Regions from separate parts of the Homo sapiens genome. Here region 1 is linked to region 2. Evidence: chromatin contacts called from ENCODE Hi-C or POLR2A ChIA-PET data. All regions are on one chromosome and are shown on one strand. Each heading gives the region's core, a stretch centred on a gene start or an enhancer-like site at or near the end of the contact. The rest is flanking DNA. Distances are from core to core; before and after follow the strand shown.

What was found. A loop is a pair of places that touch in the nucleus more often than their neighbours do. ChIA-PET counts read pairs that join two places held with the same protein, here RNA polymerase II (POLR2A). Pooled maps may share reads with other maps.
Region 1: a pooled map shows a loop between it and region 2 (2.5-fold over the local background). The contact joins two enhancer-like sites. A Hi-C loop is called at or near these places in 3 of 50 pooled maps. POLR2A ChIA-PET finds 5 or more read pairs at or near these places in 4 of 52 experiments (OCI-LY7, activated CD4-positive, alpha-beta T cell, activated naive CD4-positive, alpha-beta T cell and 1 more).

The regions. Positions count from the first base shown.
Region 1 is chr6:134,461,232-134,466,938 of GRCh38, reverse strand. The region is part of intron 2 of CT69 (cancer/testis associated transcript 69); the gene reads left to right. It overlaps LINC01010 (long intergenic non-protein coding RNA 1010), which reads right to left. Exons shown (of 3, transcript NR_038217.1): 2 at 2,090-2,198. Among named protein-coding and RNA genes, the nearest start is that of CT69, 15 kb to the left of the region's middle. Within about 2 kb of position 2,103, at least 3 of the 41 ENCODE cell types and tissues checked have a DNase peak (open chromatin) inside an H3K27ac peak, as active enhancers do.
Region 2 is chr6:134,193,925-134,199,861 of GRCh38, reverse strand. All of the region lies in intron 3 of SGK1 (serum/glucocorticoid regulated kinase 1), which reads left to right. Among named protein-coding and RNA genes, the nearest start is that of SGK1, 120 kb to the left of the region's middle. Within about 2 kb of position 4,586, at least 3 of the 41 ENCODE cell types and tissues checked have a DNase peak (open chromatin) inside an H3K27ac peak, as active enhancers do.

The DNA.
Region 1 (5,707 bases), core at 854-3,353, 270 kb before region 2:
CTGAGATAACATTACTTCAAGGCACTTTCAAAAAAATGATGTCAAATTTTGCACACAAGTGGAGTGCTGCTTTTATTTCACATACGTGCTCATATCTGTTTTTAATAGAATGTTGATAGAGAAATCTTGTTACTGCTGGAAAGAAATGAAGAACAAATGTTCTCTTACAACTTGCAAATTTCAACCAGTAAGTTCTGGGTTTCTTGGACTAGTGAGCATAAGTATCAGCTAGTGTGTTTTCTAAAAAAAGGTTTGTTTCTGGGCCCATATTCTGGGAGCTTCTGATTCAGTAGGTAAAAGCAGGGTGCAGCAATCAGAAATGTTTATAATTATGCCATGGGATTTGGATGCAGGTGGTCTGCAGACTTCACTTTGAGAATAATAAAAAATAAGAACCCTGATTTGTGAAAGGTCCTATAGGATCTTGGTTTCCTCTTGAGCGCAACTGTTACTAAATTATAATTCAGGTACCCAGCTGCCAGGTGAATGGCTTTATGTTTTGATTATAAGAAAAGTCAAATGGCCAAGAAACTCTTAGAACACGCTTTACAGTTCTAAAAATGTTTATCTTTTCTATTCTTTAATTGACTGAGGCTTCTGTTTAGGTTAATGCCACAAATGTTGATGCCACAAGAGTGAAGTACAGAAAGAAAGTTCATAAAAATATTTATTTGGCATCTGGCAAACTATAAAATATTTTCTCACATGTTACCTAATTTGATTCTCATGGTAGCTCTGTCGGGGAGTCAGGGCAGGTATGTGTTAATTTTGCCTATGAGCAAACAGAGGTCTGAAGAGGTTCTAACTTGCCCAATACCAGATAGTAGAAATAAACAGCAGAGAAGCCACTCCTCCTGGGACTGCTCATGCCTAGGTTATGCAGTGTTGGTTCAACTACCTTTCATGGTCCCCTAATATATCCAAATATATTCCTTAATGTCTTTCTCTCCTGACTCTTTCATCTCTAGAGACATTGCATAGGGAACATTTAACACTGTGCTCAGGAGGAAAAGGAGGAGGGTTGGATGCTATTGTGTGTTCAGGATTAAATGAGATAATATATGTGAAAGTCTTTGTAGTTATAAAATATTATACATATACAAGCATATATTATTATTGCATTGTATATTGCATATTAGATTATTGCTTATCCTTTTCAGAGCATGACTGCATCATATAGGAAACTCTTGGCCAGGCACAGTGGCTCATGCCTGTAATCCCAGCACTTTGGGAGGCCAAGGTGGGCGGATTACTTGAGGCCGGGAGTTCAAAACCGTGTCTCTACTAAAAATAGAAAAATTAGCTGGGTGTGTTGGCACACGCCTGTAATCTCAGCTATTCGGGAGGCTGAGGCACGAGAATCGCTTGAACTGGGGACATGGAGGTTGCAGTGAGCCAAGATTGCACCACTGCACTGCAGCATGGGTGACAGAGCAAGACTCTGTCTCAAAACATAATAATAACAATAAGAGAAATTCTTGAAACTTAGAGTTTCTGAGAAAAAGAGTTACCAACAATAAATTTAATAATACATTTTTAAAAATTGAGGAAGGAATACATGCAGAAATAAATAATAATTTAAAAGATAATGAGAAACTAATTAGAATAAGCTGAAACATGATTGAAGTTCGGTTGTGGGAGGAGATAAATGACTCATACTGAAAACTACCTAAAATAGCACATACAAAAGCGTTTATAAGCTTAGAATTTCTTATTTTATTTTCTCAGAATATTTCTGGTAGTTAAATTTGAGGCTTCCTGCGATGTGGGCATCTCAGAGGAACCATATAGATTGGCGCTTGTACTACAAAATATCCTAAGTTGACTGGGTTTAAATGTGGTTTTTTAAATTTACTTTTATTGTCATTTTCCCCACTTACCCTGACTTGAAGCTCATGAAAGTAGTTTTTATATCCTGAAGTCAAGGAGGCATTGTTCAGCCGCATCATTTGCCTACTTCTCATAGCTTGAAAGGGGAATAAAAGGCAGATTGCCTCACCACCTTGCTATTTTAGTCTCCTGATGTCTTGTGGTCTCGGCACCTCTCCCTGCTTGTAATTCCATATTGCTAGTTGTAATCAAATCCTACCTTGGAAAGGTCAGACTTGAGCAGGAAGAGTGCAGTCATTCCAACAGCTGTCGCTCTGGGCTCTCCCGCTGTGTCACAGTGTGAGGCGTGTGCACCACTGCACTCCAGCCTGGGTAACAGAGGGAGACTCCATGTGAAAAATAAATAAATAAATAGAATAAAATAAATGAAATAAAATTTCTTTGGAATGGCTACTTTCTCGTCTTCTTGAGCTTCATGAGGGGCTTAAAAGCAAAGATTATTTTTCTGTGACATTTAATGGCAAATACAGATAGAAAGAAATACGTTTAGGATGTTCCAGGGGTTCGAAAAACATGTTCATCCAGGCCCACTAATTTGGTCTTTTTCTTCTTATTATTCTTATTCTCACTCTTCTTTTGTTTTGGACACGGGGTATGACTCTGTCACCCAGGCTGGAGTGCAGTGGAGTCATCACAGCTCACTGCTGCCGTGGCCTCCTGGGTTCAAGGGATCCTCCCACCACAGCCTCCCAAGTAGCTGCAACTACAGGTACACGTCCCCACACCTGGCTAATTTTTGATTTTGTCTTTGGGTAGAGATGGGGTTTTGCCATGCTGTCCAGCATGGTCTCAAACTCCTGGACTCAAGCAATCAACCTGCCTTGCTCAGCCTCATACAGTGCTGGGATTAAAGGTGTGAGCTACCATGCCCAGCCTAATCTGGTCTTTAAAACCAGAAAGTTATCAAAATATTTCAAATTCCTTATGGACGCAGAACTTCAAGCTGAAACATCCTTTCTAGGCTCTCGTTTACACTCCATTTTACTTCCATATTTGAATAATGTTTTTTTTTTTCTTCCTTTTTTTTTTTTTTACCCTTTTTGTGTCACAGTATAAATAATCTTTAGAAGGATAAGCCTCTGCTGACAATAGAGCTCTATTTACTAAGTATCTACTATATACCACACCCTGGAGCAGGACCACCAACATTATCTCATTTGGAATTCTTAATCGCTAGAGATGTTGTTTACCATCTTGCAGATAAGGAAATGAAGATCAGAAAAAGTAGGTAATTTGCTTAAAGCTACAGGAATGAGACACAAAAATGTGAAGTCAGGTCTATCTTACTCCAAAGCCTGTGCACCATGTTTGAGTGTAAGCATATGTGTGATTTGTTTTAAAGAGATAATACGCCTCTATTTGTTCCAGCTTCTCTACTTGCTAATTGACCACATGCAAGTCACTCGACATCTTACAAGGTCAGTTTCTTTGACTGGAGAATGGGAATGACAATTCTTTTTTTTTTTTTTTTTTTTTTTTTGTCAGACGGAATCTCTCTCTGTCACCCAGGCTGGAGTACAATGGCGCGATCTTGGCTCACTGCAACCTCTGCCTCCTGGGTTCAAGCAATACTCCTGCCTCAGCCTCCCGAGTAGCTGGGACTACAGGCATGCGCCACCATGCCCGGCTAATTTTTTGTATTTTTAGTAGAAATGGGGTTTCACCATGCTGGCCAGGCTGGTCTCAAACTCCTAACCTCGTGATCCGCCCGCCTCGGCCTCCCAAAGTGCTGGGATTACAGGCGTGAGCCACCGCGCCCGGCAGGAATGACAATTCTTATTCCTTGCACTTTATAGGATTATTGAAGAAGTAAAACGAGAAGACATAAATGGTGGCTTCTAAGAGCACCCAAACACTTTCAAATCACAGGTGTGCATTAGTGAAGGTTAGGTTTGGCTGCCCATGGTAGAAAATCCAAAATGACTGCAGCTTACACAAAAAAGAAATCTACTTCTCTCTCAAGCTGGGCACAGTGGCTCACGCCTATAATCCCAGCACTTTGAGAGGCTGAGGTGGGCACTTGAAGCCAGAAATTCGAGACCAGCCCGGCCAACATGGTGAAACCCCATCTCTTCTAAAAACACAAAAATGTTGCTGGGCATGGTGGGACACGCCTGTAATCCCAGCTACTCAGGAGGCTGAAGCAGGAGAGTAATTTGAACCCTGGGAGGTGGGAGTTGCAGTGAGCTGAGATCATGCCACTGCCCTCCAGCCTGGGCAACAGAGCAAGACTCTGTCTCAAAAAAAAAAAAAAAAAAAAAAAAAAGAAATCTACTTTTCTCTCACATGAAAGATGACCTGAAGAAAGCAGTCCAGGGAAAGTGGGCAGATTCCTACCCATCTGGTCCTGAGAAACCTTCAGTCAGGCCACTGTCTTTGTCCATAGGTCACCTCGTGGTACCAGGTGGCCCCAGTGAAATGGTCTACTGTATTCAGCACATAAAGAGAAAAGTCAAGAGAAGAATGCACTTCCTAGGCTGAAGCGGGTGGATCACTTGAGTTGAGGAGTTTGAGACCAGCCTGGCCAATGTGGCAAAACCCCATCTCTGCTAAAAATACAAAACTTAGCCAGGCATAGTGGCGCACCGCCTGTATTCCCAGCTACTCGGGAGGCCGAGGCAGGAGAACTGCTTGAACCCGGGAGGCAGAGGTTGCAGTGAGCCGAGATCCCACCACTAGACTCCAGGCTGGGTGACAGAGTAAGAACTGTCTAAAAATAAATAAATAAATAAATAAATAAATAAATAAATGAATAAATATTTTTTAAAAAATGCACTTCCTTCCTAGAAATTGTACACAAAATAGTTCAACATTTCCTTTTTTCCCATAATCTTAGGCTACCTACTGAGGCATATAGAGACATGAAAATTATCCTCAGATGAGAGGATTAATAAGGCTTTAAATGCAATGTGTCATTTTTCCTCTATCAGCATAAAGTATGCTTTCAGAGAATTTCTGAAAGAGGATACATGTCAGATATTATCCTCATTTCACAGGTTGTGTAAGTGAAACAGAATGGTCATAGGGCTTGTTTCAAGTCACACAGTTAGTGGATGAAAAACATTACAACGAAGACATTTGATAGTTATATGATAGTTATAGCTCCTACACAATTTTTTTTTCACAAAACAACTATGCAGAAAACATAAAATTAACCCAATCAACAGGAGAAAAATCAAACATCCTGAAAACTGACTTGAATTTGGCTTTGGGTAAACATAATTGAAACCAAGGTTGTTTCCAATAAACTGGAATGCTACAACCCAAAGTCTTGACAAATTGGAGGTAGAGAGAAATAAAAATTCTAGCTATATACTCACTCACCTTGTCTTTCGTTTTCATTTTTATTTTAACAACAACAACAACAAAAAGCTGTGTAGCCTCTGACTATTGACTGTGGTGCAATCCCCAGCTCCTTACCATTAGTGATTGGCACCTGACCAATGAATGGCATGGCAGCAAGCAACCTCATGATTTTGAGATACATGTAGAAGCAACCTCAAATTCGCATAGCCTATATATGGCTATAGCACATTATTTTAAACCTAAAAAGCGCACTATAATATCATAAACATTGTACACAGAATTTAGGCTACATTTTTACATCGAATAAAACATCGTACACAGAAATTAGGCTAAAAACACAAACTCGGGCCAGATGTGGTGTCTCACGTCTGTAATCCCAGCACTTTGGGAGGCCGAGACAGGCAGATCGCTTGAGCCCAGGAGTTCGAGACCAGCCTGGGCAACGTGGCAAAACCCCATCTCTACAAAAAATACAAAAATTAGCTGGGCGTGGTGGTGATGGCCTATAGTC
Region 2 (5,937 bases), core at 3,337-5,836:
GTTCCCCTGGCCTTTTACTTGATGTCCCTTTTTAACAAGACAATTCTACCACTGGGGTTTTTTAAATGTCTAGATTTCTTTCAAACAAAAATTAAAGAGCAAGAATCATTACTGTATAAATTTTTCCCAGAGGAGAAAATTTAATTTTTCCTTATATTTCCAGGATTATGCGTTGTTCATATATATATATATTTTTTTCTACATTTATTTTTCTTTCTTTTTTTAACTTTTGTTTTAGGTTTGGTGGTACATTTGAAGGTTTGTACATAAGTAAACTCTCTTTCTTTTTTTTTTTTTTTTTTTGAGAGAGAGTCTTGCCCTGTCGCCCAGTCTGGAGTGCAGTGACGCAATCTCAGCTCACTGCAACCTCCGCCTTTCAGGTTCAAGCCATTCTTCTGTCTCAGCCTCCTGAGTAGCTGGGATTACAGGCACCCGCCACCACGCCTGGCTAATTTTTGTATTTTTAGTAGAGATCCGGTTTCACCATGTTGGCCAGACTGGCCTAGAACTCCTGAGCTCAAGTGATCTGCCTGCCTTGGCCTCCCAAAGTGCTGAGATTACAGGCGTGAGCCACCATGCCGGGCCAGCATAGGTAAGCTCTTGTCACAGGGGTTTGTTGTGCAGACTGTTTCATCACCCAGGTATTAAGTCCATTATCCAATAGTTATCTTTTCTGCTCCTCTTCACCCTCCCATCCTCTATCATCAAGTAAACCATAGTGTCTGTTGTTTCCGTCTTTGTGTTTCTAAGTTCTCATCATTTAGCTCCTATATGTTTTCTCATAGTTCATCACATTAAAAAAATCAGCTCAAGCTGGGTGTGGTGGCTTGCACGTATGGTCCCAGCTACTAAGGAAGATGAGGCAGAAGGATGGCTTGAGCCCAAGAGTTGGAGGCTGCGGTGAGCCATGATCATGCCATTGCACTCCAGCCTGGGTGACGGAGCGACACCTTGTCTTCAAAATAAGTAAATACAAGAATAAATAAATAAATAAAAATTAGCTCAAATTTCTGGGGACTTAGGAATCACTACTGGTAGCTCATGCCTATAATTCCAGCTACTCAGGAGGCTGAGGCAGGAGGATCACTTGAGGCCAGGAGTAAGACCCTGTTTTCAAAAAAAAAAAAAAAAAAAATAGAAAAAGAGAAAAAGAAGAAAAAAAATCACTATAAAGTGGTATATCCATATTTACTCAGGAGCAGTAATAGTTTATGTACCAAATGTAGAAATAAAATGATTCATAATTTGAAAACATATGGACTACAGAAATATTTTAGTATTTCAGAGAATATATAAAATGATATCATTGGATTAATACAAGCAGAGGAAGGACTTCAGTACATGAATTTTTTAAAGTAAAGAAAACAATTTCTAGATTTTTTCTCTTGAAAAGCAAAATACTCATATTTATAGCTAGAAAACAATTGCTTGTCTGCCGAAGTATGGCATTATCTAACAAAAGAGAAAAATGTGATAAAAGTTAAACATCATCTGCTTACACAAGAATTTTCCATCTGATACATGTTGGCCAGTATATTCATGGTAGACTTTGCCTCCTGATATTACAGATAAATTATCTAGTAAAAATCTGTGGACACATGAAAATCCTGTGGGTTGACTAACCTTGTTTACTCAGGTCATAACTACAAAGCGGTAGCTATCTCAGTAATAAAATCGTCTTACACACAGTGAAGAATTCCAAAGTCTCATAGTGTCATCAGTGGGAGCAGAGATGAAGCTAGGATTTGAAAAGAACAAGGACACAGTCATAAGAACCTAAATTATCCTTTGGCCTATATCTTGTATACCCTCCACCTCATTAAACAAAAATTCTGTGCAAAGATTGGCTTCCCTAGAGGCCACTTATGTTTCTTGTGGATGTTCACCCATAAATTTGGTCCCCCTGTTAACTGACATTTGGACTATTTTTGCTATTTTATTTTATTTTATTTTATTTTATATTTTATTTTATTTTATTTTATATTTTATTTTATTTTAATTTAATTTTATTTTATTTTATTTTATTTTATTCTTTGAGATGGAGTCTTGCTTTGTCGCCCAGGCAGTGCTCTCAGTGGCGCGATCTCAGTTCACTGCAACCTCCACCTCCCGGGTTCAAGTGATTCTCCTGCCTCTGCCTCCCAAGTAGCTGATATTACGGGCATCCGCCACCATGCCTGGCTAATTTTTGTATTTTTAGTAGAGATTAAGTTTCACCATGTTGGCCAGGCTGGTCTCAAACTCCTGACCTCAAGTGATCCACTGGCTTCAGCCTCCCAAAGTGCTGGGATTACAGGTGTGAACCACCACGCCCGGCCTACTTTTGCTTTTTATGTGTTGAAGCTTGATAAATAATGACCTCAACATAACAATAGCTGCTGATATTCTTGACCTATTAACTGAACTACAGATGGCTGGTCATAACTTTTTATGCCATCAAATGAAGGGCCCCCTTAAGACAATAAAAACATAACACCTTTGGGTAGACAGAAATGAGAAAAAAAATGTACAGACAAGTAGTACCACATCTCAAGTTAGAGTCTCCAACTTGCCAGCTATCTTCCACTACTCCCCAAAATAATTTCCTGTACATTAGGGTTTTTGTTGCTGTTGCTGTTGTTGGTTGTTTGAGACAGGGTCTTATTTTGTCACCCAGGCTGGAGTGCGGTAGTGCGATCACGGCTTACTGTGGCCTTGACCTCCCAGGTTCAAGCGATCCTCTTATCTCAGCCCCCCAAGTAGCTGGGACTACAGGCATAAGCTACCACGCCCAGCTAATTTTTTTGTTTTTTGTAGAGATGGGGTTTCACCATGTTGTCCAGGCTGGTCCCAAACTCCTAAGCTCAAGTGATCTGTCCGCCTCAGCCTCCTGAAGTGCTGGGATTATAGGCGTGAGTCACTGCACCCAGCCTTATACATTCAGTTTTTAACAAACTTTCTTGTCCATGGTATATGCACAATCAAATGTGTTGAAAAAATGAATACAATTAACACTGCCCAAAATTAAGGTAGATAGAGATTCATTCTGAAAGTCTTTTTGAAGACTTAATCCATCAGAAAGAGACCCACTCACTCTGTCACTCATACGTGGTTTTTGGCATCCCGTACTTCAACTCGAAGTTTTAAAAATCAATTTCTCTATCTTAGAACAGGTAACCACAATCATTCTCAGCTTCCTGAACCACATCTCTTTTAGTCAACTGACCTCACATCAGAGTTGGCCAGCAGGCCATGCACAGAGCAGCAGGAAACTGCCCGGTAGTGTACAATCTGTTGTGGTTGTGTCGTGAATTCTTGAGTCAGGCCTTCTGAGTTTGCCACAGATTTCAATGCTTACTACCTGTGTGACTTTGGGCAAATTATTATTATTTTATTATTATTATTTTAATTTTTTTTAGGGTAAATTATTATTTTTTCTTTGTTTTCTTTGTTTGAGACAGAGTCTCACTCTGTTGCCCAGGCTGGACTTGAACTCCTGGGCTCAAGTGATCCTCTTGGCCAGGCACGGTGGCTCATACCTGTAATCCCAGCACTTTGGGAGGCCAAGGCAGGTAGCTCACTTGAGCTCAGGAGTTCAAGACCAGCCTGGATAACATAGTGAGACCCCATCTCTTTTTAAATTTAAAAAAAATAAGTGATCCTCCCGCCTCACCCTCCAGAGTAGCTGGGATTACAGTCACGTGCCTGGCTGGGCAAATTATTTAACCCTCTGTCCTTTCATTTCTTATACATGCAAAAATGAAATAGTAATAATAGATTATAGAATTTTGTGGGGATTAAAAAAGATAATGCAGTAAAGGTATTTATAACTGTGTTAACATATAATTAGTGGTCAATTTATGTTAGCTCTTTTTACCTGGAGAAAGAATTATGTCATTTACATGGGATTACATTTATCTAGGATTACACTTTCATGGGATTTACTAACTATGGTTTGAAAGAAGAATGCATTTTGTTTTATCATTACTGTTACTATTTTATACATTACTGGACCCCAAACTTGTTTTTTCTGCTGAACCATGAAGCTTATAATTTGCTGTATTCCATTATCTGGAGCCCCAGACACAAAACTGATAAGCTTCCTGGAAATAGACATATGGCTAGACTTAAAATCCTCAAATTGGAGCGAACCTTAGTTGCCTAGTCATTTAGATAAAATATTGCATTCTTAAGCTAAGATCTAGAAAGCAAAAAGCACTTTGTTTTGCATGACTTAAACCATCTACAATGGTTTAGATGGTTCCAAGTTCAAGGATGGGTTATTTATTCCAGTGAGTAGGGAAATGTTATTTCTAAACTCTCTGTGTAAAGATACTTAGAGTCATGCTCATCTAGCATCTGAGTTATGTTTGGCAGTGAAAAGTTTGTCAGATCCTATCCTCACAACTGTCCTAGTGCCAAATGTGTGAATGTGTGACTATAGGCTCAGTTTAGCTCAACACAGAGAGGCCCCTCACTCTGCCTTGGATTGTGTAAATGAAGGGTTTAGCTTTCTGAAGCTTTCCAATTGGAGCAAAATCTGTTTCTGCGTTTGTGGAACTTACAATTTTCTCTTTCTCTTTGTTCTGACCAAAATTGCTTGTTATTTCTGCTGTTTTACTAAAGGCTAAACTAACAGTGTTTCACAATAGCTCGTTTTTCTAATTCCTCAGGATTCTTTTAAAACTATTTTCAGGCAGTATTTTCATGTGCTTATTTTATCCAAATCATTTATGTCCAAGATCTTTCATTTCCATAGTCCTAAAAGGCATTTTATGATAGCTAAAATGATACCAGGAAATTTTCTCACTTAAAAAATACAAGGAAAATATGAAATGCAACTTCATATTTTAATAAATCTGCTCTCATTATTTTGAATCAAACTAATATGGCAGCAGATCAAAAAGTCTAGTGGATTTTAACTGTAGCAAAAGTTAAAATGTCCTAAATTTTATTAAGTTAGGCATGCTGAAATATTCAGCCTTTAATGGCTTGCTTTTTGCCCAAGAAGTTTATCTCATAATACAGGATACATAATACTGTGGAAAGAAAAACTTGTAGGCCGGGTGCAGTGGTTCACGCCTGTAATCCCAGCACTTTGGGAGGCCGAGGCGGGCGCATCACTTGAGGTAAGGACTTCAAGACCAGCCTGGCCGACATGGTGAAACCTCGTCTCTACCAAAAAGTATAAAAATTAGCCAGGTATGGTGGTGTGCGCCTGTAATCCCAGCTACTCAGGAGACTGAGGCAGGAGAATCACTTGAACCCGGGAGGCGGCGGAGGTTGCAGCGAGCCGAGATCGTGCCACTGCACTCCAGCCTGGGTAACGGAGCGAGACTCCGTCTCAAAAAAAAAAAAAAAAGAAAAACTTTTGACAAATTGAATTTAACAGCTTATTTGAGCAAAGAATGATTCTCCAATCAAGCAGCCCTCAGAACCAAAGGAGGCTCAGAGAGTTCCACTGGGCAAATAGGTGGACAGGGAGCATTTATAGACAGAACTGGAAGTGAGGTACACAAACAGCTTGACTGGTTAAAGCTCCAAATTTGCCTTATTTGGGCATCGTCTGATCAGTTGGCATCCTGTGATTGGCTGAAGCTCAGTTGCTGTGATTAGCTGAAGTTTGGTTGCTGTGATTGGCTGAGACTCAGCTAGTTGTAACAAAAATATATATAGCATGTCGTTATAACATTGATGAGAAAAAAAAAAAAAGATTTCCAGCTGGGGCCACAGTCTGTGTAAAGTTCACACTTTCTCTTCATGTCTTTGTAGGTTTTCTCCATGTAACTCCACTTTCCTCCCACATCCCAAAGATATGCATGTTGAGGTTCATTGGCGTGTTCACGTTGTCCCAGTCTGAGTGAGCATGAGTGTGGGTGTGAGTGTGAGTGTGCCTTGAGGATGGGACGGACTCCTGTCCAAGGTTGGTGTCACCTTGTTCCCTGAGCTGCCAGGATA